3 separate regions of the Mus musculus genome follow, and all the other regions are linked to region 1. The links are chromatin contacts, found by Hi-C or POLR2A ChIA-PET in ENCODE. All regions are on one chromosome and are shown on one strand. The core of a region is the stretch at or near the end of the contact, and the rest is flanking DNA. Distances in the headings are between cores, read along the strand shown.

The links. A loop is a pair of places that touch in the nucleus more often than their neighbours do. ChIA-PET counts read pairs that join two places held with the same protein, here RNA polymerase II (POLR2A).
Region 2: a loop to region 1 is called in a map of heart, with 2.3 times the contacts of the local background. The contact joins the promoter of Spata32 here to the promoter of Fmnl1 in region 1. A Hi-C loop is called at or near these places in 14 of 37 maps with a recorded cell type or tissue (T-helper 17 cell, adrenal gland, gastrocnemius and 4 more). POLR2A ChIA-PET finds 5 or more read pairs at or near these places in 2 of 5 experiments (Patski and embryonic stem cell).
Region 3: POLR2A ChIA-PET joins it to region 1 with 22 read pairs in Patski. The contact joins the promoter of Hexim2 here to the promoter of Fmnl1 in region 1. POLR2A ChIA-PET finds 5 or more read pairs at or near these places in 4 of 5 experiments (Patski and embryonic stem cell).

What each region holds. Positions count from the first base shown.
Region 1 is chr11:103,169,245-103,173,786 of GRCm38, reverse strand. Fmnl1 (formin-like 1) reads right to left here and starts at 2,649. Exons shown (of 26, transcript NM_001077698.1): 1 at 2,346-2,649. The coding sequence starts at 2,474. It overlaps Gm51919 (a long non-coding RNA gene), which reads left to right and starts at 3,211. Exons shown (of 3, transcript XR_003949776.1): 1 at 3,211-3,633.
Region 2 is chr11:103,216,527-103,221,068 of GRCm38, reverse strand. It overlaps Spata32 (spermatogenesis associated 32), which reads left to right and starts at 2,637. Exons shown (of 5, transcript NM_177801.3): 1 at 2,637-2,727. The coding sequence starts at 2,715. Gm51920 (a long non-coding RNA gene) reads right to left here. Exons shown (of 3, transcript XR_003949777.1): 3 at 3,881-4,542. It overlaps Gm34823 (a long non-coding RNA gene), which reads right to left and starts at 2,459. Exons shown (of 4, transcript XR_389061.4): 1 at 2,400-2,459; 2 at 1,655-1,816. Map3k14 (mitogen-activated protein kinase kinase kinase 14) reads left to right here. Exons shown (of 16, transcript NM_016896.3): 16 at 1-1,305. The coding sequence ends at 44.
Region 3 is chr11:103,131,214-103,135,755 of GRCm38, reverse strand. It overlaps Hexim2 (hexamethylene bis-acetamide inducible 2), which reads right to left and starts at 2,397. Exons shown (of 3, transcript NM_027658.2): 1 at 2,299-2,397; 2 at 1,615-1,721. The coding sequence starts at 1,677.

The sequences.
Region 1 (4,542 bases), core at 1,400-3,899:
GCAGGGTACCCCCTTTCTTAAAGCCTTCTTGGAAAGGTAGTACCCCACCATCCACCCTTGATGGGAAAATGTCTCTTTGCTCCCCTTGCCTGGCTGGTGGAAGCACCCCAAATCATAAGGAGAGCACCGTGGCTAAGAGAAGAGGAAGTTTGGGGAGTTGGGAATCCTACTCCCTACCAAAGACGAAGAGGCTAAACTTGAAATGACAGGTTCCCAGGGCCATGTGACTGGGGAACTGTGTTCCCCTATCAACACTGGGGAATCCATAGGGTGGGGCCCCCATAACAACTTCAAGTTCATTTCATGCTAGACAGTCCCTAAAGACTGCGCATGACCCCAAGAGTAGAGGTCAGATGGAGCTACACCCACTGGTAGACTCCTGATTTCACCAATCTTTAGCCCTGGGTGGCCTCAGGCAGAGGTCAGGGCCGTTAATCCAGGTGGGGCTCATGACCCTAATGGTGAGGGAACAAGAAAAGCCAGTTCTCAACTGTGTGACCTGAAGATGAGTTTACCCACCCCCAGAGGATAAGGGACAGCTTTGAAATCCAGGGGACCGGAAAAGGGATGGGTAAGCCCTGTGGGTGCTGCTGCCCTAGGCTTCCACTGAGCCACCAGGACACTCTGGAAGGTTCTCCTGACATTCCCTCCAAGCCCTGGCCCTCAGGGGTTTTCAGCAGCATTTCCTATCCGACCATCACAGCCGAAAATCCACCCAGGGCAATTAAGTCTTGCACTTGACTTTTGGAATTTCCACTGGTCTGAATTATTCACAAGGCTCCTTCCCATTAGTGTACCTGACCTAACAGATTGGCCAAGAACTATCCCTTATCCATAGACACACCCATTAAGGGAAAATCGAACCCATGGCCCTCCTGACAGGCTGAACCTGCCATCACCCAGGCTCCTAATATGACCCCCTCCCCCACTTGCTCAGCTCTGCTGAGCTTGGCCAAGGCCTGGATCTGAGGAAGAGGGAGTTAGGGGCAGGTGGAGAGACAGGGAAGTCCAAAGCTAGCCTAGTGTGAAATGTCCCTCAGAGTCCCTATTTGTCCCCAAGTTGAGCACTTGTGCCTTCACAAGGAGAGACCCCGCCCCATCTCAGAGGTCCCCCCAAGCTCCTCCTCTCCTTCCGAAGCCAGGATTCTCAGGAACTGTTGCCCCTTTGAGACCATGCAAAGGATCTAGCAAGTCAGGCCTACTGACTCGCTCGCTTGCCAGAGAGAGGAAATGCTATCCAGGAGGTGTGGAGGACAGAGGGTCAGCACTTCTTTGCATCCAGAGTGAGCCTCCTCTGGACTCCCATCCTCAGACCTGCAACATCAGCCTACTGAGACTGGAAAATGCCTCTAGGAAACAGCCCAGCCTTCCCCACTGTCACCCGGTGTCCAGCCAGGGATGCCTAACAGGGATGCCACTGGGCAGCCACCTACAGAAGACAGCAGGAAAGAGTGCTGGGGTGAAGAGGAGGAAGTGAAAAAGACTGGCCTTTCCCCTCCCCTACTTCTGCCTCCCAATGCCTGCACAGCCCACCCTATCAGAAACACTTTGAACCACTTAACTCCATGCTCAGAGTTGATGAGTTGATGGCTCCCTCCCAGAGGCCCAGACTTCAGCTGCTACTCCATCCTAACCCACCCTTGCCTGCCCCAGTTTCCCAAGCAAGTGACAGCCAAGAGGGAGGGGAGCCTTCCAGATTTCTGTTCCACTCCAAGCCAGAATGACCAGCCTATCCTGGCCCCACCCTTCCTAAGCTTACTCCTTTCAGTGGTTGGGGGTGGTCCATGATGAGGGAATGACTGCAAACACCCATTCCGGGACATGGTGGGGGTGATAAATACAAGTGGAGGGTCTAAGAGTCCAACTCCTACGCCAGACACCAGAACAACCCAGGACTGAAGGCTCCACTAGGTCTACAGCTTCCAGAAGGTTAAATTATAACCCCTTTCCTCTTTGACCCTGAGACGCAGAAGGGCAAAGCGCTCCAGACTTGCACCCAGCCGCTGGGCCTGCGTGCAGTGGAAAAGTGGGCGCCAGCCCCCTCCCACCTGGGGCGCGTTTGGAACTCAACCTTATGAGACATTTTTGACACCTTTAGAACTAGGAGCATAGGAAGGGGGTCGATGGGGGGGTCTCTTAAGAAAGCTTCCTGGAGGGGGCTAAAGAAAGTTTCTTGGGGGGGGGGGTGCCAAGTCACTCTGAAAGATGACAGTGTTACTCCTACCCCTCTGGAGGGACAGCAGGTGGACCAGGGATCTCCAAGCCGCACCTGAGTCCCAAGAGGCGGGGACGCATGCGGAGCCCCTGTCATCCCTGGCTCCTGGTGCGCATCAGGTCACACTCACCAAGACCCGCGTGAACCTCTCCTCCAGCTCCCCGGCCGCCGGCATTGGTTGCTTGGGGACGGCTGGCTGCTTCGGGGGCGACGCGGTGGGGCCCGCGGGCTGTTCGGCGCTGCCAGCCGCGTTGCCCATGGTGGTCCCCACCCAGCCGGCCAGGCGCCTCCAGCCTCGGAGATCCAGTTTTCCCTGGGGGTCGCGGACTAGGCTCCGGGAGCCTGGAAGCGAAGGGCAGCGCTGTGTGGCGAGGCTTGGCTAGGTGGCTCTCGGCTCAGCGGCGTGCAGGGGCCGGGGCGCGGCGTCCCATCGCGGCGGCCCCGTCCGAGGGAGCGGGCGGCGACCGAGGCTCGGGGAGGAAGTAGGGTTGCAGGCGGCCGGGGCCAGAGGGCTGGGCCGGGGGCAGGAAGCTGCGGCGCGGGCTCCCCCCTCGGCGATTTTCGAACTTCTGCTGCCGCTCCCGGTGCGCGCAAACCGCAGTTCTCCGCCGCGCACCCGGCCCCAGGGGGGCGGGCTGCAGGGAGGGGGCGGGCGCGGGCGACGGCCGGGGGTCCTCCGCAGCCATGGCGCGCCGGCTGGGGGCTGCCGAGCAGTGCACCTGCGGCGGAGGGGGCGGCCGCCGATGCACCTGCCCGAGCCGGAGCCGACCCAGGCGAGGCCGAGAACACAGCGGCGCGCTCGCCCGGCGCCTCCGGGTCCTAGAACCGCAGCTCTCCACCCTAAGCCCGGCAGTAGGGGGGTCCCTAGGCCCGAGCCTGGAGGAGGCAGACCCCCGGGCGGAAGATTGTCCAACCAATCCGCGCGCGCCTTAGAAACCTAAGGTGGCGCTGAGGTGCGGTTGGTGGGCGTAATTGCTGCTGGGGGTCCCCCTTTGGGGTCCCCAACTAAGAAGATGGGAACCCCCTTCCAGGCCCCCCACCTCTGTGTCTCTCCTCCGTTGGGCCCAGAGATGATCTGAGGACCAGAGGGAATTATCTGCAAACAGGTTGGAGGACAATGACATAGGTCAATTGAGACCTGACCAGATGTGACTGTGCCAGCATCTTCAGCAGTTTTAGACTGGGGGCACTCGTGGAAAAATGAGGTTGGCGAACCTGGAGATCACTGTGGTGGTGCCAAGGAGAAGTAGGGCACTAAGAAGGGTTAAAGGCAGCTGCTAGGCTGGGGGAGGAACAGGCACCTCAGATGGGTGGAAAATCTTGACACTGTCACCATGAGGGACCTAGGCTGGCTGAAGAATGACAATCTTGGCTATCTGATAGTTACAGAAAGATTTCTGTGATAGTGACCAGCAAAGGTAGGTATGGATGTCCTTGTTTCTGTAACGGTAACAAGGGGCCTTTCCGTAGCTGTAGCAAGGGGTCTTGTCCAAGGCCACACAGATAATTAGGGCAGAAACGAGCCTCTCTGTTCATATCCAAAAATCTATAGCCTCGGACTCTTCTTATTTAGGGTAGGAGAGTGGAGAAGGGGTAGGCCTTCATAACCGGGGCTCGAACTCCATCCTGAATTAACACCTCTAATTCTCCCACTTAATCTGTGGGGCTCTTGAGTCAGCCCCTCCCTGTTCTGCCAGTCCATGGGGTGAGGTGCCCTACACTGAGGGAGCCTTGAACTTTCTCTGTGCCAGCCCAGGGGCTCTAAATGGCTACTCTAGGTCATTCCCACCTCTCTAGTTCATACTCAAAGCCACTGACAAAGGATTCAGCAGGAACTGGGAAATTAATTATCTAATTATGAGGAAAACCAGACACAAACCTGCACGCTCCCCAGCTTGACCTGATTAAAGCCTTCCTCCTGCCAAGTTCACCATCGCCCCTGTCACCATGGGAGAGATAGTCTCATTTCATGTCCTGAGCAAGGACTTCCAGGGTGGGTGGAAACAGGGTCTCCTGGAGCCTATAGGAAGGGTACCTGCCCTATGCCTACCTCCATCTTCCTTAGCCTTGACCTTGGGCCTTGCCTGAGATTAGTAGTTGAGAGATTTTTGTTTATTTATTAAAGACTGTACTTCCTGATTCTTCCATAGCTGTCTCTTTCAATTCATCAACAAATGTTTCCTTCGAGCCCCAGCTGTGTGCCCAGCTGTCTGCTTACTGATGGGGCTTCTGGGACTCTTAAGGTGTCCCTAACCTTGGACACAGCCTAGCAAGGAACGGATTCAGAAGCTGGGAGGGAGGGTATCTGCATTGAAGTACTTGTGGGG
Region 2 (4,542 bases), core at 1,388-3,887, 47 kb before region 1:
GGACCTGGAGGGTCAAGCATGGTCAGCTGGAGAACCGACCCTAGTCCTGTCTTCCACCACCAGCTCCACTCTGGCCACGGCAGGCTTCCTTTGATCTCAGTGCTCGCTGGTGCTCTGAGATGCTGGATGAGTCTGCACAGGGACCTGCCAGTCCCTGGTTCAGCATGTAGACCAGGGCTTGTGAGCAGAGCAGCGAAGGGAACAGAGTAAAGCACCTCCCAGGACTTGCCTCCTGGCAGGAGAAACTCTTCCCTCATGAGGAGACAAGGAGGAAGGAAAACAGGGGTCTCTGTGACTCTCCAAACAAGGTAGCCAGACCCACATGGGTCAGTCAGCACTTGCCAGCAGTTGGGGAGCAGCTTCTAGCCTGGGTCACGAAGAGCAGGTACCCCTAGGAAGGCAGGAGAGTGTCTAGGGGTTCCTGCCCAGCTCCTACAGGGCAAGGCAGTAGGTGTGCCGGCCCAGGGGCTGTGGAGTTCTTGGCCCCGTGTCTAGCCTCCCTGGCCTTGACTAGTGTGAGACAGAAGGAGCAGGAAGGGCACTAGAATGCACTGAGCCTTCAGGTCATTGCAGCCCACATCCTGGATTGAGCTCCTTGATCAACCAGGGACCACAGAAGAGACATGATTCTCGGGCCTCACGTTTGTGGCTATGGGCAGCACTCCTCAGCGTCAGCCCCACTGGCTCCCTGGCACTCTAGTCCCTCATCTGTGGCAATGAAGGATGACACGTGAGACCCACCTGACAGGAACGGTCTGCAAATGATAAACTCAAGAAAGCCACAGAAACAGGGCTTGCCACCCTCTGGGGGCACACTGTCAGCATCCAGCATGGTGTGGCAAGGCATTGCCAGCAGCAGCACTTTGCACTCAGGTGACCTCAAAGCACTTTCCTGGCTGCCTTCCAGCAGAGCATTGGCTCTGCATGAGCAGGGGCAGGCCAGGGGATGGGGAAGAAGGGACTGTCTTGACCCATCATCCACACAGGCTTGACCCCCCCTCAAGCTTCTTTCAGACTTAAGATGAGCATCGTCGCCCCCACTGCCCTAGCTGGGACTTCTCCTGGTGGGACTTGGAAACAGCTGCTTAGGACTCATTGTAGCATTAAGTTCACTGTGAATCATTTGTTGGGAGGGGCACAGAGACTTCTCTAGGGAAACTCATCCCCCCACCTCAACCAGCCAGGATAGCTCTGTCCAGCTCTTTGCAAGGATCTAGGCTGCTCCTGGCCCCAGCACATGAACGGCAGCCACGGTGCTGCATCTGGGGTGTATTGAGTTCTATAAGCAATAAAATTTGGAATGACGATGGGTGTTTGTAGGCTGTGATGTCGCCTCTTTTGCCTGCCTGCTTGCAGTACTCCACAACCCTGACAGCTGCTGGAGTGGATTCCTTCAAGCCTCCGTGGTTGGAGCGAGGACTGGCATCAGCCTGTCCAGAGAGCTGCTTGTCCTGCTACCTGTCATATCCAACTCAATCCCTCCACTCTGGTATGCCCATCTCCTGTAGCAGCAGGGATATCCCTGGCCAAAGTCTTGGGCTGAAAGGAGGAGGCCAAGAGGCCAGGCAGCCCAGTGGCACCAGAAGGGGAGGGGCTTGCATGACCCACTCACCTGCCTGCACCTGTCCTGAGGCCCATCGGCAAGAGGTCTTACCTGGTATTACTTTGAGCGTCTGCGTGGTGAGGTGATGACTTGCCCAGCAGGAGTTTCTTGATCACGGAGCATAGGGTGGCAGAGGACACAAGAGCACTGATATGCCTCTAGCCCCTAGAATGAGCTGACTATGATGGTACACACCTGTAATCCAGCCTTGGGCTACAAGAAGAATTTGAAGCCAGCCTAGGCTACATGGGACTTTGTCTCAGAAGGAAAAAACTACTTGGGCGGTGGGAGATGGGATGTAGCCTTGACTGTCTAGAACTCACTACGTAGAACAACCAGACTGGCCTCAAACTCACAGAAATCCTCCCACTTCTGCCTCCCCACTGCCAGAATTAAATAAGAATTTATGCTACCGTGTCCAGCTTTTGGGGGGGGGGGGGTTGTGATTAAAGCCTGCTGCAATGGAATCTAATACTAGACAACCTGAATTTAGTCCCAGGAAAGGAACAGTCACTGTGGAAGGTGACTGTTCCCAAAAGTTGTCCTCTGACCACCACACACTGGATGTGGTGTGAAAGTTTTCACACACAATAAATGTAATTGTAAAAAAACTGTAAGGTCACCCTGGAAAGCTATGCACAGGTGTGTGTACTGCACACATGCACAGCTTGGACTGAGATTCAACCATCCTTAGAGGAATCCTAGACTCCCCGCAAAAATGGAGCAGCTTTGTTGTCCAGATAAGGTTCTAAGCCCCCACCTACCCCGTCCTTACCCAAGACCGCTGTCCACATACCTGGCCTACTGTGGCGTGGCCAGCTGCCCCAAGTCTTGGTCCGGGGGGGGGGGGTGGCGGGGGAAGCTGTCTGCTCAACCTCCAAGACTCAAAAGATCCTTTCTTGTTCCCACCCACATCATTGGCATGAACCTTCAAGTTTCCTACATGCCATATCCCCTGGCCTGAACGTCACAGAAGCCGCAGCATCACAGGCGCCAGCGCCCCCATCATCTTCAGCCCCCCCTCCACCGGGCTAGCCAAAGAGCGCACTGGAGGCGGAGGGGCAGCAGCCACCAGCCCGCTCCCCGCCTCCCTGACAGAGCCTCCGGCAGCATGGGGGTGACAGGTGCGAGCAGGCGGCCGAGTGGTGGGAGGCGCCAGAATGGCGGGGCGGAGGCGGAGAAAGGGAAAGCTAACTGGTGTTGGCCTGGGGAGAGGAAAGGAAAGCTAACCCCAGCCAAGCCCTTTGGGTGCCTTTGATTACTGCAGCATTCCTCGCTGTGCAAAAGCTGGGGCTGCATGAGTGCGGGGTCTTAATGAACTTTCCAATGGGATTGCATTCGCGGGTGCACGCGTGCACGTTTGGCAGAGTGGTGGGTTTGGGATTTAATGTCTTTGCAAAGGTGGTCGCCGAATCCATCTGCGTGAGACACTGCTAAGGATCAGATAGCCAAAGCTAGTAAACCCATAACACGCTGGAGGGGGGGAGGAGGCGGGAGTCAGCCAGAAACGTGCTCAGATGGGCGGGCTTGGGGCTTCCGGAAGAGCGGTAAGGCCTTGCGTCATCACAGTGGGAAGCCAAGAGTGCGCGCGGTGCGGTGCAGTGCGGTGCGGTGCGGTGCGCGTAGTGTTTTAACGGTCATGAGATTTAAGGTCCCTTCCAAGAAAAACGTTTGGTAACAAGGTCGAGAGCACTATGGTGCAGAGACAACTCTCGTCCATCTCTGCCCTTAGCCCTTAAATACAGTGGCTAATAGCTGAAAGTCAGCATTTCCTTTTCAACCTTATCAAAGCAATAAATATCCCTGATTCAAGAGTATTGACGAGTTTATTTGCTGATTAAAAAAAAAATCAAGGGTCCCTCTATCCAGGCATACCTCAGAGCAGACGCAGGCCTTTTCTCAAAACAAAACAAAAACAAAATCCCAAGCACTAAAGAGGCAGAGGCAGGGGAATCTCTTTAAGTTCGAGGCCAGCCTGAACTATAGGGCGAATTCCAGGACAGCCAGAGCTACACAAAGAAATCCTGTCTTGAAAAAAGGTAAAAAACAAACAAACAAACAAATTCTAGGTTAAAAACTAATCAAAATGTTAAAGCCAACCATTGTGAGTTTCTCCCTCTTACAAGTTACTGGGGTTTCTCTTTTTAAAGTATCTGTGGGGTCTGGAGAGGTGGCTCAGTGGTTAAGAGCACTGACTATTCCTCAATTGAATTCCCAGCACCCACATGGTGGCTCCTAACCATGTGTGATGGGACCCAGTGATCTCTTCTGGTGTGTCTGAAGACAGCAACAATGTACTCTTAACTGTTTTTTTTTAAAGAAGTATTTGTGGGTCAGGCAGGTGGCAAGTTAAAAACACTTTCCGTGTAAGTGTGAGGACCAGAGTTCTGATCGCAGAACCCACAGAAAGGCCAACTGGGTGAGACGGGCGGGCTTGTAACCCCAGTCTCTGAATGTGGAGACAGAGCCCCAGAGCAAGGAAGAATCCTGTCTGGGAGCTCTGGATTTCACAGAGAGACCTTGCCTCTGGGAAGGAGGAGGAAGTTAGAGGCAAGGATGACTCCCAGAGTCAACCTCCAGCTTCCAGACGCCCAGCACTCACATGCACACACACGCGTGTGCAAAAATGAAAACACGTGTTTGTGACTCAGCTGTTCCTGGTGTGAACTGTGTCCACACCAGCAGCATCTCTCCAGCGCTCCAGGAGCCTTTCCAAGGCCCTGAGAACCTTCTTCTCAGTGGAATGTTTTACTTTTTTTCTTTCTAGATCTCCCTTCTAGATTACACAGTCACATCTACTGGGTTGAGAGGATGGTTGTCAGTATCTCACAAGCATGCGAACCAGAGCTCAACCCCCAGAATTCGTGTATGGTATGGCAGCGGCGCCTAGCATCTCAGTGCTAAGAGGGCAGACAGGAGGGTCCCCGAGACCCCTGGCT
Region 3 (4,542 bases), core at 1,148-3,647, 38 kb after region 1:
GACTGCCTCATTAGGTGTTTCAGAGATCCTAAGGGGATTCCAGGGGTGTGCATGTGTGTGTGTGTGTGTGTGTGTGTGCGTACTTGCGCGCTGTGAGATATTTGCAGTGTCCCTTCACCTGTAGCAGGAAGATCATCAATCAGATCATAAGGAATTGGCCTTGTCTTACTGGTGGTTTAAACAAACTAAGATGGCTCTGCTGCCCACCTACAGACACAACGTACAGGGATCTAAGGATAGCTTATTGTATGTTTCCGGTCATTTTCCTGTTCCCAGTCTTAGTTCCCTAGTGACTCCGGCCTAAAACCAAGCCAGCTCTGTCCCTCTGCTTATTCATTGTCTCCATTTTGAAGCTCTGACCCTCCACCACTATCACTATAAAAGATAAGTTCTGCTCTGTAACCTGCACGAGACATTCACCCTCTCTTGTAGCCTTACTTGACAAACGCCATAAGAAACCCAGACTAGGCTTAAATGGGTTAAAAGCCTCTCTGAGTTAAACACTGTCACACACACACACACACACACACACACACACAATGCCAGCACTCAGGAAGCAAAGGCAAGTATGTCTCTGAGTTACAGGCCAGCCTGGTCTACAAATCGAGTTTCACGGCAGCCAGGGCTGTTACACAGAGAAACGCTGTCAAAAAAACAAAAACAAAAACAAAACCCAGCAAACAACAATAACAGCAAAGGCCTGGGGTGTAGCTCCATGATAAAGCACTTTTCTAGCATTGGCAAGGCCCTGGGTTCAATTCCTAGCATTGTGAAATCAACAACAACAACAACAACAACAACAATAACAACAGAAACCAACTCTCTGATGTTTGGCTCTCTGCTATTTTGGAAGTGTGGTGATGGATAAGGGCCACCGAGAGCCAGCATGGGCTGGGACTCTGTGGGTTCCTGCTGTCAGCCCACATACTAAGTTGCCATTTACTGAGGACTTAGGCGCTTTCTCCCTCTCCTCTGAGGTTTTCCTGCCCTGCCTGTCAACCTGTACACCGAAATCTCTTGTCTTGACTCATTCTTGGTTCTCAGCCCGGAAAAAATAAATTTTTTTTTAAGTGCAAAATCTCTAACCAAGTTATTTGTCCTTGAGGTCACTTGTCATTGAGAGACAAGGTACTGTTATCAGAAGACCCTAAATGTAAGGTGGAATTTTGTTCCTCACAGGCTGCCTGATTCTGGAAAAGGTAGTGCAGCTCTCCAACCTCAGCTTCTGTCCACTGGAAATAACATCTACCTTGAAGGGCTTTTAGGAATTCATGAGCCATCATTGAATCACATTCTGGCCTACTTCCCAGAGCACAGTACAGACTCATTTAAAACACTGGCTTTCTAGCTGGGTGTGGTGGTGCAGGCTGTAATTTTAGCCCTTGGAAGGCTGAAGAAGAACGTTGTTGCAAGTTCGAGGCCAGCTGGGGATACACAGAAAGACACCCCCCCCCACCTCCCCCCTCAAGGTCTCAAACAAACGAAAATAAAATAAAATACTGGTTTTCTAAATCTACCAACCAACCAACAAGACAAAACAACAAAAGCCCTAGGATTTCAGCTATCTGACCCCACGTTTAGGGCTTTCAGGTGGCTGGGAGGGTGGGTACTTACCTTGGCCTCCTCCAGAGCAGCTGGTGACGCTGTGTTGCAGTTGGTATGGTTCACAGTGGCCATCTTCTCCTACTCTTGCAGCAGATGATGTCTTTAACTACTGTCACCTGCTTTGAACAACAACAGAAACCTAAGTCCTTAGGCAGAAGCTGGTTGGTCAGGAATTGTTTTGTCACAGCAGCAGCAGCCATTTTGTGGCCCCAGACCTGCATGGCCTTCACTTTCAAGTGAAGACTCGGAAGGCTGTTTCCATACTCTAGTCTTCACATTGCTAGCCAGCAAGGGACCAAGTGGGAGAGCAGAGGCCCTGGGCCTCTGCTCTCCTAATAAGTAAAGACAGGCTGGCAGTTAGGAGGGTAGGCCTGAGCTCTGTCACCCAGAAAGGACACTGCTTGGGGGATGCTGTGGAGAGGGTGGGTCTGTAGCTCCTGGAAGCCCCTATCTTGACCACCTTCAATCTCTCTAGGTTGGGACCTGGTCAGAGCCTATGGTTGAAGTCTTTTTGTCTACAGGGCCTGGACGGCTTCTCTCCTGTCTCAAGGAACGGGGAGCTAAAGGGAAGAAGTCTTCAAACTACATGCAGCTGACAGAAAGAAGAAGAAAAAAAATTCAATGGGAGTAAAAATGGAGTTCTTGGAGGAGGGAAAAGTCCTGGCAGGGAGATTTAACGAAGGTGGGACTGACCTATTTGCTGTCAAGGGCTTAGTGTACACCACTACCTCTGTGTGTCTTTCTGTGCGACCGCCTGTCCATGAGAGTCTCAACGCCTCTGCCCTATCTCTTGCTGCAGTAGCAGCAGCTCTGGCCAAGCCGCTAAAGCCCTAAGATGGGGGGGGGGGGAGGTGGAGGGGCGAAGAGGACAGCCTGGCAGCGCAATGGCTGCTGGGGGTTGTAGTTCTTCCACCCTAGGAAAGCTGCCCAGGATACTTTCAAGCTCCCATTACGTCAACAACCATGCCCAGGAACGCCAAAAAAAAAAAAAAAAAAAAAAAAAAAAAAAAAAAAAAAAAAAAAAACCTATTTGCCTTTGCGTGAACGTCCCGCGCTCACCGATCTCTTCTTTGATTGGGTCGCTTGTCTGCCAGTCTCCCGACTTTTGTCAACAACTAGCTGTGCGGAAGCACAACTGGACCCGCCCTGTCAGAGCTCAATTAAAGAGTTCATTGATGGCGTTAGGCTTTACCAGGGAGAAATAGAGATCCGGTCGCGGGGGCGGGGCTTGCGCGCGGAGGGATTCCCTAGCCTTGAGGAAGGCGACGAGCAGCTCGGGGGCCGCCGCCGCCGCCGCCATTTTGGGCTGGGAGGAGGCAGCGGAGGGACTCGCTGCGCAGTGAGAGCACCCCATGGGGGGTGGTCCGGGCGCGGGGAGAGGCCGGGCCGAGTGGGCTGCCTGAAGTGGCGGCGCCGGGAGACGGCGGGGAGTTGGGTCGGGGGCTGGGAAGGGTGAAGGTTGGCGTCTCCCCGGCCGAGCCCAGTCCTCAAACCGTCCCGGCAGCCTCTCCGCCTCGCCTTTGAGAGCGGCCTTTTGGGGTAATTACCGCGTATTTCCCGGGATCCCAGCAGAGGAGAGGCCAGTAAGACGGCTTCCCCTCTGCTGTGCTTCCACCGGGACGTGATCCTGAGGCCGAGGTCTGCCCAAGGCCTCTCGTCACCCCCATTCATCCCGGGTATGGCGGCCAGGCCCGGCGTAGCCGGACCCCCATCTGAAGGACGAGGTGGGCGCGACGCCAGTTGGAGACCCTGGCTCGCAGGGACGGGCCGAGGTTGCAACTCTGGCCGCATGCCCTGAGCAGTGCTAGTGAGCTGGAGGCTCCGAGGTTGCCCGGCCGGATTGCACCCGCCTCCCCACCCCCATACACCGTGTCCATCCCACTTCTCAGGGCTGCGAAAAGCAACAACCCTCTAACTTCTATAACAGCCACCAACTCCCCCTGGGACCAACTAGATCTGGGCACGTGGAAAGCTCGAGCTTAGCGCTTGGAAATTTCTGAGCTCTCTTGCCCTCAAGATTTCTCCCATCGAGCCCCGACTCTCCCAATGGCCTGACCTCGAACGTCAGCATCCGCTTTTGGAAACTCCTGAAGTGTGTCGCCCCACTTCAAAATTTCACGCCAAAGGGATGGGGTTATGCCCTTTGAAGGGTTGGGGGAAAGAAAATAATTTCAGTCACTACAGTCCAGTAATAGAAACGGAGTGGCCCATTTCGGGTACTTCAAAAACATCTGCTTGCATTTTGAAATCTGAGCCGTAACTTAGGGGCGAAGAGGCTGTGCTACAAGGGCAAAGGGAGTTAATTCCGATGTGATTTTTTTTTTTTTTTTTTTTGTAAGCCTACACCATGTCCCATTTAAAGTCTTGTTCCACAAACTAAAAAGAGTATTTTCTGTGCCACTGTCTCATTGTTACTGAAGCCATCTCTTCTGTAGATGCAGAAAGTACTTAAGTAGAAATGGCAGTTTTGATCTACTTTATGTGTTATATAGGATATAGGGGAGACCTCGAATAAACTTACAACCTAACATTATAGCACTGCCAGCATTTAAAAGGCTCTCTTACTGAACTTGTTTCTTAAAGATTTCCAGACTACACCTTCAAATGATAGCTTTGTAGTTGAGCTGTCAGTTAAAATTGTGCCCAGGTAAGGCTCTGAAGTAGGTGGTTAACTAGCCATTGATACCTGTGAGTACCTTGTAATGAATTTTACTGCTAGTTATAGATGGTCTTAACTCCTAGGCCCTTGCTTTAACAGTAGGACCCGGGAAAGTTTCTTCAGGGTTGAAGGACTGCCCCTTGTATTAATAAAAAAAACAAAGTCTTTCCAGCTGGATGTGGTGGATCTCTTAAATTTGAGGCCAGCCAGCTCTCCATAGAGAGTTTCAGGCCAGCCAGGGCTACTAGTGAAACTTGAATAGTCCTAAATGGGGTGAG